Regions from separate parts of the Homo sapiens genome. Here all the other regions are linked to region 3. A link is a loop called in an ENCODE intact Hi-C map of the cell type or tissue named here. Cell type or tissue: tibial artery. All regions are shown on one strand.

Region 1 (5,000 bases), 100 kb after region 3:
TTGGGAGGCTGAGGCAGGAGAATCGCTTGAACCCAGGAGGCAGAGGTTGCAGTGAGCCAAGATCATACCATTGCACTCCAGCCTGGGTGACAGAGCAAGTCTCCATCTCAAAAAAAAAAAAAAGGAAAGAGGTTTAATTGACTCACGGTTCCACATGGCTGGTGAGGCCTTGCAATCATGGCTGAAGGCGAATGAAGAACAAAGTCATGTCTTACATGGCGGCAGGCAGAAAAGCTTGTGCAGGGGAACTCCCATTTATAAAACCATCAGATATCGTGAGACTTATTCACTACCCCATGATTCAGTTATGTCCACCTGGCCCCACCCTTGACACATGGGGATTATTACAATTCAAGGTGAGATTTGGGCAAGGACACAGCCAAACCATATTAGGCAGGGACTTCTTGGCAGAGAGTTGTATATGTTTCGTTGCTGTGGTGAAAGCCTGAACAGGTGAGCGTCCTTGAGATGCCATGTGACTTTGGCTGGCAAGGACTGGCTGGGTGTTCTCCAATTGTGAGCTCAATGGGGAGCAATAGCATGCCTGGCTCACCTCTGTGTGGCCACATGCCCCTTGCTCACAGCAGTGTCTGCCTTCCTTGCAGGAAAATCACCCTTCTCACAGGCCCCAGGCATTTCTGGTAGATTCTATCAGAACAGCCTCTCCCTAGTCCTTTCTTAGCTGCCCAACCCAGCTGCCCCATTGCTGCCTGTATTCCCTGGGTCTTCCCACTTGCCCTGGCAGCAGATCTTAGTTTAGGTTTTCCCAAAAGCAGACGCCAAGACAAGGATGTGGGTGGAGGAAGCTTATATAGAAGGTGACCTTAAAACGTACAAATAACTGAGTAGGGCACGTAAGAGGGGAAGAGAGAAATGCCAAACACGAGTATGTTAATCAGAACAGCAGCTCTGTTTCAACCAGGGCTCATAGCTGGGCCCTCTGAGAAACCACGTAACAACACATCTCAGAATCACCCTTCCCAGTGCAAGGTAGCAAGGGCATTTATCCTATGGCTCCTTTCCCCCTGTGGTTGAGGGTGACCTGTGCAGGAAATAAAAACTTCCAGGCTGTGCTCCTGTGGTGACAGAGGAGAGAGCCTTGGGGCCAGAGATGGCCATCAGTGTGCTAGGAGCTGTCTGTAGCTGCAGATGAATGCAGGTGGGCCAAGGAGCTGGGGGAAGGGGCATCGCTGTCATCCAGAGAGACCACAGAGACAGCAACCCCGCTGTGGGGACACTGGCCACTTCTCTGCGCTGTTGATGTTGCTGCCAATAAAATATTAGCTGCCAGCAACGCTGGCCTGCCTCTTCATGACATACACTTCATCCTCTCATGGGAGCAGCCCTAGCCCTTTCCAAACCTCAGAGCAGAGGTTTCCGAACCCCAGAATGAGGAGGAAGTTCCTTCCTACCCCAGCCAAAAAGTCACCTCATTTCTTGTCCAGGATTACCCCCTTCCAGGGTGATTGATGGAAGAAAGAGCCTTAGGTCTCCCAGAATATACTCTTACTCCATGGCATCAATAAGAAGTCACAGAATCATCCAAAGTTGGGACACATTTCCAAATACCTCAGTTATACAGGTATGTCCATGGTCACCTGGTTATATTTACATTCACAACACCTAGGCAGTAGGCATGACTGAGTGAGAGATGGGATAAGCGATTCCAGGAAGATGCCTATACAACATAATTCATCACTTCATTTGAACATGGCCCACTGCCTGCTTCTTATTGAGGTTTCCTGGCTTGGGATGTCTATGTGAATTTCCTTGTGGTATGTTTCATTTGACTGATCCTTATGTTTGAACATGTACATGTGCTGGGAACAGAAAAGGCCTATTTTCAGAGATGAGAGTCATAAGCTTCCAGGGCTCTTCTTTCTGGTTTTCACAGTAACATGTGACTGAAACAGGATATCATTCTTCAGGCTTGAGACCAAAAGTTTCCCTGTGGCAGTAAAGTTCTGCAGGAGGGTGGTTTTGTTTTGGTGTGTGTGTGTGTGTGTGTGTGTGTGTGTGTGTGTGTGTGTGTGGTTTTCTTTTTCCCTGATAGACCCTAAAGAGTGCATTTTACACTGATCTTAATCAGTCAGATAATAATATCCACTAGGCAAAAACCATTTGGTGTGCTATATGCTAACTGCTGAGTTCAGGAATATAAAAGTAAATGTGTCATATGCTGTCTTGTGGAAACTCACAGCCTGGTAGTATACAGGTCTGTAAGAGATCAAGTAGGAGTTTGGGAAAGGTTTCAGGAAAGAGGGGGTATTTTGGTGTTTGATTTTTGTTGACTTTTTTTTTTTTTTTTTTTTTTGAGATAGGGCCTCACTCTATTGCCTAGGCTGGAGTGCAGTGGCACAATCATAGCTCACTGCAGCCTTGACCTCCCTGGGCTCAGGAGATCTTCCCATCTCAGCCTCCCAGGTAGCTGGGATCACAGGTGTGTGCCACCACACCCAACTAATTTTTGTGTGTTTTGTAGAGATGGAATTTCACCATGTTGCCCAAGCTGGTCTTAAACTACTGGGCTCAAATGATTCACCCACCTTGGCCTCCCAAAGTGGTGGGATTAAAGGCGTGAGCCACCTCACCCAGCCAGAGGGGGCATTTTGAATGGGGCCTTACAGAAAAAGATTCTCAACCATATGAGGAAGGAGAAAGGGCACTTTAGCCAAGACAACAAAAGAGTTTCCAGGAAGCCTCTGTTAATTTTGGTGCTAATGGAGGGAAAATGCTGTAGAGTCCAGGAGCCAGTGGGTAGATGACCATCAGGGTTGGGTGACTGGGATATGAGGCTAACAAAGAAAATGAGACCCAGCTCCCAGGTCGTGGTTTTTAGCACCATTTCCAACAGGAGAAACCAGGACTTCTTGGAGAAATGGCTAATTTTAGACCTGGGGCAGGGAATGTAGATGAGCCTAGAGCATCTTGCAGTACCAAAAAGAAGTGCTAAGAAAAAATATATATACAGGGCCACACATTGAAAATGTCCAAAACCAACCTGAGGGAGCTCCCAGTGGCCAAAGCTGGAATTATTTGGGGGAAAAATTAATAATAGCAGTATTGGATTATAACCCAAAGTCTAAATACCCTTAAATTGATACTGATATAAATAACTGAACAAATAAGCAAATGGGAACAAAAAGACAACTCTGCCTTATAGAATTTCAAATACTTTGTGTAGATATAACCCCTTCAAAAAAGGTGGCAATTAATTCCACAATCCTTGAGTGGCTGAATTTAGTGACAGGCTTCCCATGGTTAGAGTGTGGAAGTGGGGACAGGGTAGGGGGAGGGTGTAATGAAAGGGTACTTCACTTCTGTGGTCTTCCTCCCCAGCCTACCCATGAGAAAAATATAGGAAAAATCAAGCAGTCCTGACCATCACTTCTCAAAACTGTCAAGGTCATGGTAAAAACAATGCAAGTGTGAAAAACCATCACAGAACAGAGGACGCTAAGGAGACATGAAGAAAAGAAGTGGTATCCTAGACCGTTTCCTGAAACAGAAAAAGGGCATTAGAAAAAACCTAGTGAATCCAGATAAGATATAGAGTTAACAGTCATGTACTAATGCCATACATAAATAGCTGTGACATATGTACGATAGTAATGTGAGCTGTTAACAATAGGAGGGGAAACTGAGTTCGGAGTGCATAGGAATTGTCTGTACTGTTTGTAACTTTTCTATAAATCTAAAAACCATTCTAAAATGAAAAGTCTATTTAAAATAAAGGGCTGGGCGCCGTGGCTCACACCTGTAATCTCAGCACTTTGGGAGGCCGAGGTGGGTGGATCACCTGAGGTCGGGAGTTCGAGACCAGCCTGACCAACATGGAGAAACTTTGTTTCTACTAAAAATACAAAATTAGCCAGGCATGGTGGCACATACCTGTAATCCCAGCTACTTGGGAGGCTGAGGCAGGAGAATCGCTTGAACTCGGCAGGCGGAGGTTGCAGTGAGCCGAGATCACATCACTGTACTCCAGCGTGCACAACAAGAGCGAAACTCTGTCTCAAAAATAAAAATAAAAATAAAATAAAATAAAGCTGGGTGCGGTGGCTCATGCCTGTAATCCCAGCACTTTAGGAGGCCGAGGCAGGCAGATCACTTGAGGCCAGGAATTCAAGACCAGCCTGACCAACATGATAAAACCTCATTTCTACTAAAAATACAAAAATTAGTGGGGCATGGTGGTGGGCGCCTGTAATCCCAGCTTCTCAGGAGACTGAGGCAGGAGGATCACTTGAGCCCAGGAGGCAGAGGTTGCAGTGAGCTGAGATCGTACCACTGCACTCCAGCCTGGAAGACAAAGTGAGACTCTGTCTCAAAACAATAAATAAAATAAAGGAAGAAGATGAAGCTCACATTAGAGGACCATGAACTAAGAGTTTTAGACTGTATTGTTTTGGTAGCGGCAACTAGTGGTGCCTTATGAGCAAAACAACACAGTCAGAAATGGGGCTTTAGGAAATAACATAGGAGCAGTATGGGAGATGCTCAGAGAGAGTGGAAGGAACTCCAGCAGAGCATCTCCTCATGAGAAAAGGATAGTGTCAAATAGAGGAGTGTCAGTTTGGATGGGGAAAAGCTTGAAGAGGACCTAGAGATGTAGGGAGAGTAGCTAGAGTAAACCAGGCTGATTCTATGTGGTGGATGTTGAACAGGTATGACTCCATGAACCCCAGGAGGAGATGCATCTTGAAGAGTTTGATCTTGTTTACTTTGAGAGTCACTTTTCTATGCCCTAAAATGCTGGGCTGAAGTGGCAGCTATGCTAAAATTGAAGCAGGAATGAAGAAACAGGAGATCTCAGTTCCAATCTTGGTTTCACCACTAAAACATACCTCTGTTACTCCGATCACTCTCCTGTAAAGTCAGGAAGGTGGCTTTAAAAACCTCTATGGCTGAGCTATTCAATTCAGCAACCAATAGCCATATGCAGCTGTTAAAAGCAATTAAAATGGAACATTCATTTTCTCAGTTACACCAGCTAGATA
Region 2 (5,000 bases), 170 kb after region 3:
CTATAGTAATCAAAACAGTGTGGTTCTGGCATAAAAGCAGACACAGACTAATGGAACAGAATAGAGAGACTAGAAACGCATGCATATATGGTCAACTATTATTTGATGAGGGCACCAAGATTACAAAATAGGGAAAGGAAAGTCTCCTCCATAAATAAAGTTAGGAAAGCTAGATATTGATATGCAAAAAAAGAGAAAGAAATAGAATCTTTATCTTACACCAGCACAAAAATTAACTCAAAATGGATTAAAGACTTAAATATAAGACCTGAAATCATAAAACTCCTAGAAAAAATAAAAAAGAACAGAGAAAAAGCTTCTTGACACTGGCCTTAGTAACGATATTTTTACGTATGACACCAAAAGTAAAGGCAACAAAAGCAAAAACAAATAAGTGGGACTACATCAAACAAAAAAATTTCTGCACAGCAAAGGAAACAACAAAATGAAAAGGCAACCTATGGAATGAGCAAAAAATATTTTCAAGTCATATATCTGATAAGGGGTAAATACCTAAAATATACAAGATATTCATGCAACTCAATAGCAAAGAAATCCCAAATAATCTCTTCTAAAAAGTGTTACAAAGAACTTGAATTGATACTTTTCCAAAGGAGACATACAAATGGCTAACAGGTACATGAAAAAGTACTCAGTATCACTAATCATCAGGGACATGCAAGTCAAAACTACAGTGAGATGTCACCTCACACCTGTTAGGATGGCTATTATCAAAAAGATGAAGTAAGTGTTGTTGAGGATGTGGAGGAAGAGGAATCCTTGTATACAGTGGGAGGGAATGTAAATTAGTACAGCCATTATGGAAAACAATATGGAGGTTCCTCAAAAAACTAAAACTAGAACTACCATGTGATCCAGCAATTCCACTTCTGGGTATATATCTGAACGAAGTTAGATCAGTGTCTCTCTGCACTCCTATGTTCGTTGCAGCATTATTCAAATTGCCAAGACATGGAAACAAATGGATAAAGAAAAAGTGGTATATATAGACAATGAAATATTATCCGGCCATAAAGAAGAAAAAAATTCTGCCATTCCTGACAGTGTGGATTAACCTGGAGGGCATTATGTTAAGTGAAATAAGCCAGAAACAGAAAGGCAAATATTGTATGATTCCACTTATATGTGAAATCTGAAAAGGTCAAACTCATACAAACAGAGTAGAAGGATGGTTGCCAAAGGCTGGGGGGGTGGGGGAAATGGGGAGATGTTGGTCAAAGAGTACAAACTTTCAGTTATAAGACGAATACATTGTGGAGGTGTAACATACAACATGGTGACTACAGTTTATACTATTGTATTGTACACTTGAAATTTGCAAGTAGAGTAGTCCATAAGTGTTCTTACCACATACGCACAAATGGTAACTATGTGAGATGATGATGCATTAACTAACTTGATTCTGGTAATCATTTTACAATATATACGTATGTCAAATCATCACATTGTTCCCTTTAAATATATACAACATTATTTGTCAATTATACCTCAATTCGCTGAAAAAAGAAAAAAAAGAATGAGCACTAAGTGTTGCTATGGACCGATCTCTGAGAAATACAGTTAAATCTGGAAATATACAAGAACTTGCTTGTATTCTTTCTAGTGAGGAGAACTAATGGCAAGGAGTAAGGACAGGGAGAAGATATTCTTGTCATCATCTAATTTTTGTATACTTTGAATTTGGTACCTTGTGCATATTTCTCATGCACAGGATGATTAATTTTTCGAAGAGTAAGAGTCTATCTAGTCCAAAAAAAAGACAGTTGAACTAGCTATGTAATTCAAACAATTAAAATCATAAGTGCTCTCATTTTCTGAGCAATTACTCTATATCAGCTTCTGTGCTAAGGCTGCTTACTACATATTTTCCTCTGATTTTCTCCTCAAAGACATCCCATCAAGTAGATTTTACCGTCTTCCTTTTAGAAATGGGGCACTGTGACTCAAAGAGTTTAGGAAAGTTGCCTGAGATTACACAATCTGCACGAGGCTAAACCAGGATTCAAATCCAGGTCAGACTAACTTTTTCCACTGGCCCCTGGGGGCTTCGCATGGTCAAACATTCAATAAGACTGTGCCTCCCCCATTACTCTATCCCCAGAGCTTTACAGAGTGCTTGGCACACAGGAGGTGTCCCATATGTGCTGACTGAATGATAAACAAAAAGCAAAACAGAGCAAGAGTGTAGTAATTTCCTTAAAGGAATTTTACACAGGTTGGAGCATCTTGGAATTGCAGGGTCACAGCCCACTGAGATTACTTGGAAGGCAACAACCTGAATTTGAGTAGCTACAGTTTGGTGTGATTGCTTAAAAAAAACTACTCACATTGTTTTGAATCACACCTCACAAAGCCTCATTGCTTCAAAATGCCTTTCTGGTGGAAGATGATTTCAAACAAACCAAAGGATGTGATTTTCATTAAGCTACACTTGAAAATAGCTGTTTTCCAGATGGGATCATATGAATAAATAAATATCTCTTTTGTTTTATCTTCTGTTTTTTCTTCATGATTATTGGAAAAGTCCAACAACCTTGGTGATTCCTTTCAGGGTGAATTTGGGACCCAAACAGTTAAGCAACCAGCCAATTTGCTTCCCTGCTGCCTCCCAGCCAAGGAGATGAATGGAATGCACATGAGGTCGCTTGGCAGGCATCCACATTCCTATGGGAATGCTGCAGCAGCCAGAGCTTTGGGACATGAAGAAGCAAATGTGTGGGAGTTATGGGGCAAACTGCAAACAATCCAAAGTCCCGAAAAAATGCATGGAGCCTCTTTGGCCCAAGGATGCTCTGCAGAACACCGGCAAAGACCCTGCCCTTGCTCAAATCAATGATAGAGGCAGGACTCGGCACTGCCCTGTTCTTTCTTACTGCTGCCAAGGCCTTGAATCGTACAGGCCACCTCCAGGACTACTGTGGATGTGAGCCATTAAAAGAAGCTCAACAAGGAGTTCCATTTCTTCAGCTGATCTTTATACTCGTTCCTTTTTCTCCCATACTCAAGGAAATTACCTTGAAGAATTTGGCTCACCCCCTTCTTCCTTTTACCTTCCCCATCCCTGTCTTTGTCCTTCCCCATGAAAGAGGGCTTGAACCCAATGACATTTTCATTTTCTTCAACTATTTCCCTTGTGTCCTTTAAAATGCCCTCTAGGGACCAGGTGAGCTCACTCGAATTCTGCATTACAACTCCCTCCAGCTTTTAGAAAAGGCTACATCTGATCAACAATGATGGTGATATGGTGGAAGGTGGACTTTTCATTTAAAATTAGAAACCACGATCCTCACATATTTTCCCCCAAAGAGCAGTTCCTAAGTTTTTTGTCACCACATTAAAAAAAGAAGCTCAAGCCTAGAGTTGTCCAACCAACCAGAGGCCTCTGGGTCTCCCCCAAACATCTTTTGTGCTAGTCATGCTGAGAAATGCTTCCTACTGAGAGAAGGGAGCCCTGAGTTCTGTTTTACCTTCTCACTAAGGTGACTATGGTACATGGGAGTCATAGGCATTTTAGAAGCATTCCCTGTGGTGATTCTGGCTATGAAGACTGCTTTCTCTAGCGCCATTACACTAGACTATGGAGGAAATAGAGCCATTTGAAGCTATGGAGTTCTCTGTTTCATCACATCCCTAAGTTTTTGCAAAAAAAGAGATACATTTCCATTCCATCTACAAAGGCAAAGATAAACCAGCAAGTCACATGTTTTGTTAGCGAAGCCCTGCCTAATAAATTGCCCTTGAAGGCAAAACTAGCAGTCTCTCCCAAGGCCAGCAAGCTAGGCTGAGAAGGCTATAAGGAAGGGATCGTTTTGGGGAGAAAGAGTAGTTTCTTAGGGAAGAAAAGGGGATCTTGGTTTTATTGGTCCTGCAAGGCACCAAAATCCTAGACACCCTTAGGACCAGAGCGAAAAGAATAAAGGGAATAAGATATCATGGGAATGACATTTCGCAGCTATTCAGTTGAAGTCATCTGCCTGGCCCATAATTCACCTTCCTCAGTAGCTGCGTTCCTTTGGCCACAAAAGTAGCTCCTGGCAGCAATATCTGTATGTACGCCCTACTCCCTGACCCTGACAGATTGATCACTAGTGGATGTTGACCGACCCAAACAGACCAAATCAGATTCTGTCTCGCAGGAGTTCAGATTTGGGATCCAGATATGCTAGTTGTACCTGTTGGCCACTTGAACTGAAAAGATGTAATCTGGCAGCCATGGGGTGGCCACCTTCTGTCCTGTGGAGAAAGAGTCTGAAACTCCCTCTGCAGAGAGAGGAGAGGAATGAACTAACCAGGTGAACAGAAACAGAGAGAGACATCACACAGGGCCAGACAGAGGCTGAAAGACCCCAAGCCTGGTTCCGGAGGGCATCCTTGCTCAGGCCTGGTCACAGGATCAGCCCCTGGATTCTGCAATACTCATTTGTTCTTATAATAAATCCCCCCCACACACACACCCTTTTTAAAATTAAGCTAATACAAGTGGGTTTCTGTTACTTGTAACTGAAAGAACATTGGCTACCACAGCATAGGAAGGTCCACAGGCCAAGGTAGGCAAGGTTTGTATGGTCAAGTTGTCTACCTGGGCATCAGGGTGGGACTGCAACTGTCCATATCTGGTCTGGACCTCCCTCCTCCACAAAGCCCGAAGGGGTTAGCTGTTGTTGCCTTCTTACACAAGTCAGTCATATACATATTTCTCATAGCAAAGTTTCACATAATAAGAAGTAAATACAGAAGTGCCTTAGTTGGAAGTCCAAGTGTAACTAAAGAATAATAAAGTAAAAAGTCCCTTATCATCCTTACCCAATCATCAATCCTACCTCCAAGATAACCTTTGCTAATGCCATACTTTATCCAATCTTAGATGCCATCACTTGTAAGACACATTCCAGTTTTGGAAACGTTAAAAGGTAACATGAGGTACAGTAGTATGTTGAGTATCCTTTCAAATATTTGTCTTGGCATTTCACATGTCCATA
Region 3 (5,000 bases):
AAGCAGATACTTGCAGCGCTTGAGCTCACCACAATAGCAACAGGAGGTAGCTGTGAAATTATTACAGTGGTACAGTATGTACTACAGTTCATTTCGTGCAGTGAGGATTTAATCTTTACGTTTACATTTCTCTCATCTGCAGATGGCATCACGCACAGTTCTTGTGTGTATGTGTACATTTTGACATTTCGATAAGTTCTAACTGTTTGTAATAGATTTGTTTATATTTTATGGTAGTAAATGAGAAGGCAGACAAGTATTGATGTATATTTTATGCATTTGTGACATGAGTAACTTTTTCTTTTTTTTTTTTTTTAATATTTCTAGGCTACATGGTTCATCTCAAGGTTTTTCTAATTGTCACAGATCTCCAAAAATATTTTCCCATATAGTTATTGAAAAAATTTGCATATAAGTGGACCCTCGCAGTTCAAACCTGTGTTGTTCAAGGATCAACTCTATTTAGGTTAATAATTTCATGTAAAAAATGTCCTCCTAAGGAAAACTACATCATAGAATGACTATGAGTCTCATAAGAATGCACTCAACTAGTCATCACTCCTGTGTTTTCATAAGAAAAAACAGTGTTAGAGTCCAAGAGAGAACAAGGGTTAAAAGCATGGTCTTTAGGATTAGACACATTTCAATTGGATTTCTGGTTCAACCCCTTATTCATTCTATGACTTAAGACAAGTTACTTAACCCCTGTAAGCCTCTGTGTCTTCATCTATAAAATGAGAATAAGAATTCCTTCTTTACATGGAAGTTGTGAGGTTTAAATGAGATCGAGAATGTAAAATGCATTGCATGGCACAAGTAATGGTAGCTATTAAAATTGACAACTCAATTTTCATTGGTCTTTGAAATTTGAAATAGTCTTTTTATTATGGACTGCACTGGCTTTTTCAGGTTCTGTAAATAGCCTAGTAGCCCATGACTATATGCCTGTGGGACACTATTTTGTCCCTTTAGGAGTTAAGGGATCTTTCTTTGCAAGTGAGATCCTCCCTTTTCCCAAGATGACACATTTCAGCACTTTATCTGGGCCCCTTCTTATGAGTTGTAGCTTAAGTGGCTTTTGTTTTTCTCTGTTGATCTTTTTCTTCTTCTTTTGGGTTTTCAATTCCATTTCTGTTGGACATGGCCCTCCTGTGTGGATTCTTTCACTGCCCTTTCAGAGTCTACTTGCCAGAGGGCCACTTTTCAACTTTCTTTCTCTGAAACTGTCCTCAAGACGTGCTCTTTCAAGCAACACTAACTTGAATTGTACCTCTCTGCTGAAGGCACCCGAATTAGGCCAGCAGCACTGGTCATTCCTGTCGTTTACCCATTCATTTAAGTTTTTATCCCCCAGAGTTTTACATTTTGATCAGGACCTGAGGTATCCAATGAAGGCTTTAATTTCATAATTCTTCTAATAATACTAGTTCTTACCACTTGATTCTCATTGGCTGCCCAGTGTTGCTGGAGAAAAATCCACAAACCTTGCAACAAATTTATGGTTTCTAGAGTGAGTAGAACCCTTAGCACTGCAGAGCTACCCTTTTCTTCTAATCAGCCGGTGCATTCTCATTTTTCCAAAGTACATCTTTTTCTGTAGAGACACAGTCTTGCTATGTTGCCCTGGTCGGTCTCAAACTCCTGGGCATATCTAACTTTTTCTTAATTTTTTTTGATATTTCTAGATCACAAAATTCATCTGCAATTTTTTCAAATTGTTGCAATTCTCAAAAAAGTTTCTAATACATTTATTTTAAAAATTTGCATATAAGTGGACTCTTGAAATTCAAACCTGCATTGTTCAAGGGGCACGCCTTGAACAATGGCACCCATGTTGTTGTCCATAGCCCCTAAAACCCTTCCCTGGATTTTCAGATAGAAAATTGAGACCAGCTATGAGCTCCTTCAAGTTCCCTTTCTACCATATCTGGCCAGTCCCACCCATATGTGCAACTGTCTTTGTGCTCCCCACCTGCCCTAGTCCCTTCCAAGGAGGTCCCTTCTCTCCTTGCTCATAAGGCCATTTCTTTCAGCTTCCTCCCAGACTTGGCATAGCCAGATATGCTATTTCTCATATCCCATCTTTTTTTGCCACTCTGTCGCCCTGACGTTCTGTAAATATGCTTGAGTCTTTCCTATTTGGAGAAAGTCTCCTGATACTGGTTTCCTCTTTAGCTACTCACCAGATGCCTTGAAAGAGTTATCTCTACCTGCTTGTCTTTTCTTATCTCCCAGTCACTTTCTGATCCATTATTTCCATTCTTTCAGCAACTATTTATTGAGTGCCTAACACGTACCATGCACTGTACTAGGTTCTAGAAAGGAAAACAAAACAAAAACTCTTGCCTTCCTGGAGCTTACATTCTAACAGGGGAGACAGGTAATAAACAAGATAAATTGGTAATGTTTGTATTTTGTTTGAGTGGTAGTAAGTGCTAGAGAGCAGAATAAAGCAAGAAAAAGAGAAATAGAGGGTTGTGGTCTGAGGATGGTTGTCAGTATTAAGTAGGATGGCTAGAGAAGGCCTCACTAAGAAGGGTAGATTTGAGTCCCAATCTGAAGGAAGTGAGGAAGAGAACCATATGTATATCTTGGAAAATAACATTACAGGTGGAAGGAATGACAGATGCAAAGACCTTGGGGCAGGTGTGGACCTGGTACATTATTGAGGACCAAGAAGGAGGTTGATGTGACTGGAGAAGAGAGTGAGCATGATTGTGGAACGGGGGTTGGTCCCGGGTGTAACAAGAGGAAGGGCAGAGGCAGGTTTTGTAGGGCCCTGGAAGCCATTGTAAAACTTGGGCCTTTACTCAGAGTTAGATGGGAAGGCTCGGGAAGACTTTGTGCAGAGGAATGGCGTGATCTCACTTCTGTTTTAACTGATGGTGCTAAAACACCATCACTCAGATGGTGTTAAGTGACTGAAGCAGGCAGAGATGAAGCAGGGAGATGAGGCAAAAGGTTTCTAGAATGAGGCTGGGCATGGTGGCTCACGCCTGTAATCCCAGCACTTTGGGAGGCGAAGTGGGTGGTTTGCTTGAGCTCAGGAGTTCAAGACCAGCCTGGGCAACATGGCGAAACCCCATCTCTACAAAAAAATTAGCCATGGGTGGTGGTGCACACCTGTAGCCCCAGCTACTCAGGAGGCTGACATGGAAGGAACGCTTTAGCCCAGGAGTTTGGGACTGCAGTGAGCCATGATCACACCACTGCACTCCAGTCTGTGTGACAGAGCAAGACCCTGTCTCAATAAATAATAAATAAATAAAGGCTACCAGAATGACCCAGCTGAGAGATGGTAGTGCTGAGGAACAGAGTGGTAGCAAGGGAAGGAGTGAGGGTCAAATTCTGGATATATTTTTAAAATACAGCAGATCTTGATGAAAGATCGGTTGGCAGCTAAGAGTAGAATTAAGATGACCCCAAAGGTTTTGGTCTGGGCAACTAAAAAGATGAACTGATTTTAACTGAGTTGGAGAATCCTGGAGGAGGTCAGCAACTTTTTCTGAAAGGGCCAAATAGTAACTATCTAAGGCTTTATGAGACCTATGACCTGGTTTGCACTATTCAGCTCTGCCTTTGCTGCCAGAGACAATAGGTCAATTAACAAGTGTGGCTATGTTCCCATATAATTTTAGTTATGGTCACTGAAATTTGAATTTCCCATTATTTTCATGTGTTACAAAAGATGCTTCTTTTGTTTCTTCTCAGCTATTGAAGGAAGCATGTACGTGTACATGAGAATGTAAAAACCATTCTTAGCACTTGGGCTGTACAAAATAGATGGCAGCCTGCACATGACCCAAGGGCAGTAGTTTGCTGCCCCATCCTCCATTTTATTCCCCATGTCTAATCATCTTTTATGAAATCCTGCTGAGTCTACCATCACTAAATATCTAAATATCACTGCTTTAATTCAGCCTTCACAAGTGCTCTGGATTGTTCGTTCATTTTCAAAATTTTTACTCTTATTTTCCACCTGAAATACTGTGTTATCCACCCAGCTAGGCTTCCTATCATGGGTCCATTTTTGTTCAGCCCATTCTTCATCCTTTTGCCACTACATTGTTTTTTAAAGCACAAAGATAACTTCTCTCCAGGACAAACTTCTTAACATGCCATCCAAGGCCTTCACAGCTACTCCTTCCCTTACCTTTTTGCTGTCTCCTCTATTTCCCTTCCAATAAATCTCCATTTTTACCATAGGAAACCACTCTTAATCCCCCAAACATGTCATTTTCTTTCACATGTTTATGCCTTTACATGCTGTTCCATATTCTGGAAATACCTTTTCCGTTTCCTATACAACCAACTTCTGTTCATTCATAAAGACCCAACTCAGAAGTCCTCTTCTGCATGAAGCCTTCCACAGTGCCCACAGGAAGAGTGAGATGCTTCCTCCTCTGTGATCCCACAGTGCCTTGTCTATACTCTGTGCTAGCACTGGTCATGTTGCATTGCAGCTGCTTGTCACACACTATGGTGACAGCCCTCTTGCCTACCATAATATCATCAAACACACAGTTATTAGAATTTCTGTGGAATGAATTTCCCCATATTTACCTTGATGAAAATAGCCCACCATTAACTGGCCATGTAATCTTAGACAGATCTCTTCCCCTTTTGGTGTTATTTGCCCATTTCTAACATTAAAAGATTAGACTAAATAACCTCTTAGGTCCCTGCTGCACTGGTATTCTATGATTTCTGAGCTCTTATTTCACCCAGCTTCTCTCAAATTCAGTTTTATTGTCTGTGTAGGGTGGTCTGGGAATTACATCATCACAAAGACCTCTTTCTTTCCTCTACTAATGAAGGCACCTCTGTGTCGGGAGGAGGAGATGGATACCAGGATAAGTGGGCCCCGGCCCAAGGACACCTCCATATTAGGAATCAGCCTTCTTGTCTCATGGAATATCTCTATTTGGTTAACAAGCACAGTTCATAATTATGTTCCAGCCATGAGTCCAGGAGAAGAGATGAAATCCTCATGTAAACAT

Evidence for each region. A loop is a pair of places that touch in the nucleus more often than their neighbours do. Peaks named below come from ENCODE experiments on the same cell type or tissue, not always from the same donor. Only the 100,000 strongest peaks of a DNase experiment are listed, where the experiment ranks them.
Region 1: it touches region 3 in a loop (2.4-fold over the local background); 2 of 110 quality-filtered maps call a loop at or near these places.
Region 2: a loop joins it to region 3, with 2.2 times the contacts of the local background. A loop is called at or near these places in 3 of 110 quality-filtered maps.

The regions. Positions count from the first base shown.
Region 1 is chr11:12,482,517-12,487,516 of GRCh38, forward strand. The region is part of intron 4 of PARVA (parvin alpha); the gene reads left to right. Among named protein-coding and RNA genes, the nearest start is that of PARVA, 110 kb to the left of the region's middle. In tibial artery, a CTCF peak has its summit at 3,016; no DNase peak of the experiment used is centred here; H3K27ac peaks cover 1,912 bases.
Region 2 is chr11:12,554,290-12,559,289 of GRCh38, forward strand. No RefSeq gene overlaps it. Among named protein-coding and RNA genes, the nearest start is that of TEAD1, 120 kb to the right of the region's middle. RefSeq lists a silencer at 2,513-2,807. In tibial artery, no CTCF peak of the experiment used is centred here; a DNase peak (open chromatin) is centred at 2,062; H3K27ac peaks cover 2,013 bases.
Region 3 is chr11:12,382,081-12,387,080 of GRCh38, forward strand. The region is part of intron 1 of PARVA (parvin alpha); the gene reads left to right. Among named protein-coding and RNA genes, the nearest start is that of PARVA, 7.0 kb to the left of the region's middle. In tibial artery, no CTCF peak of the experiment used is centred here; no DNase peak of the experiment used is centred here; H3K27ac peaks cover 1,337 bases.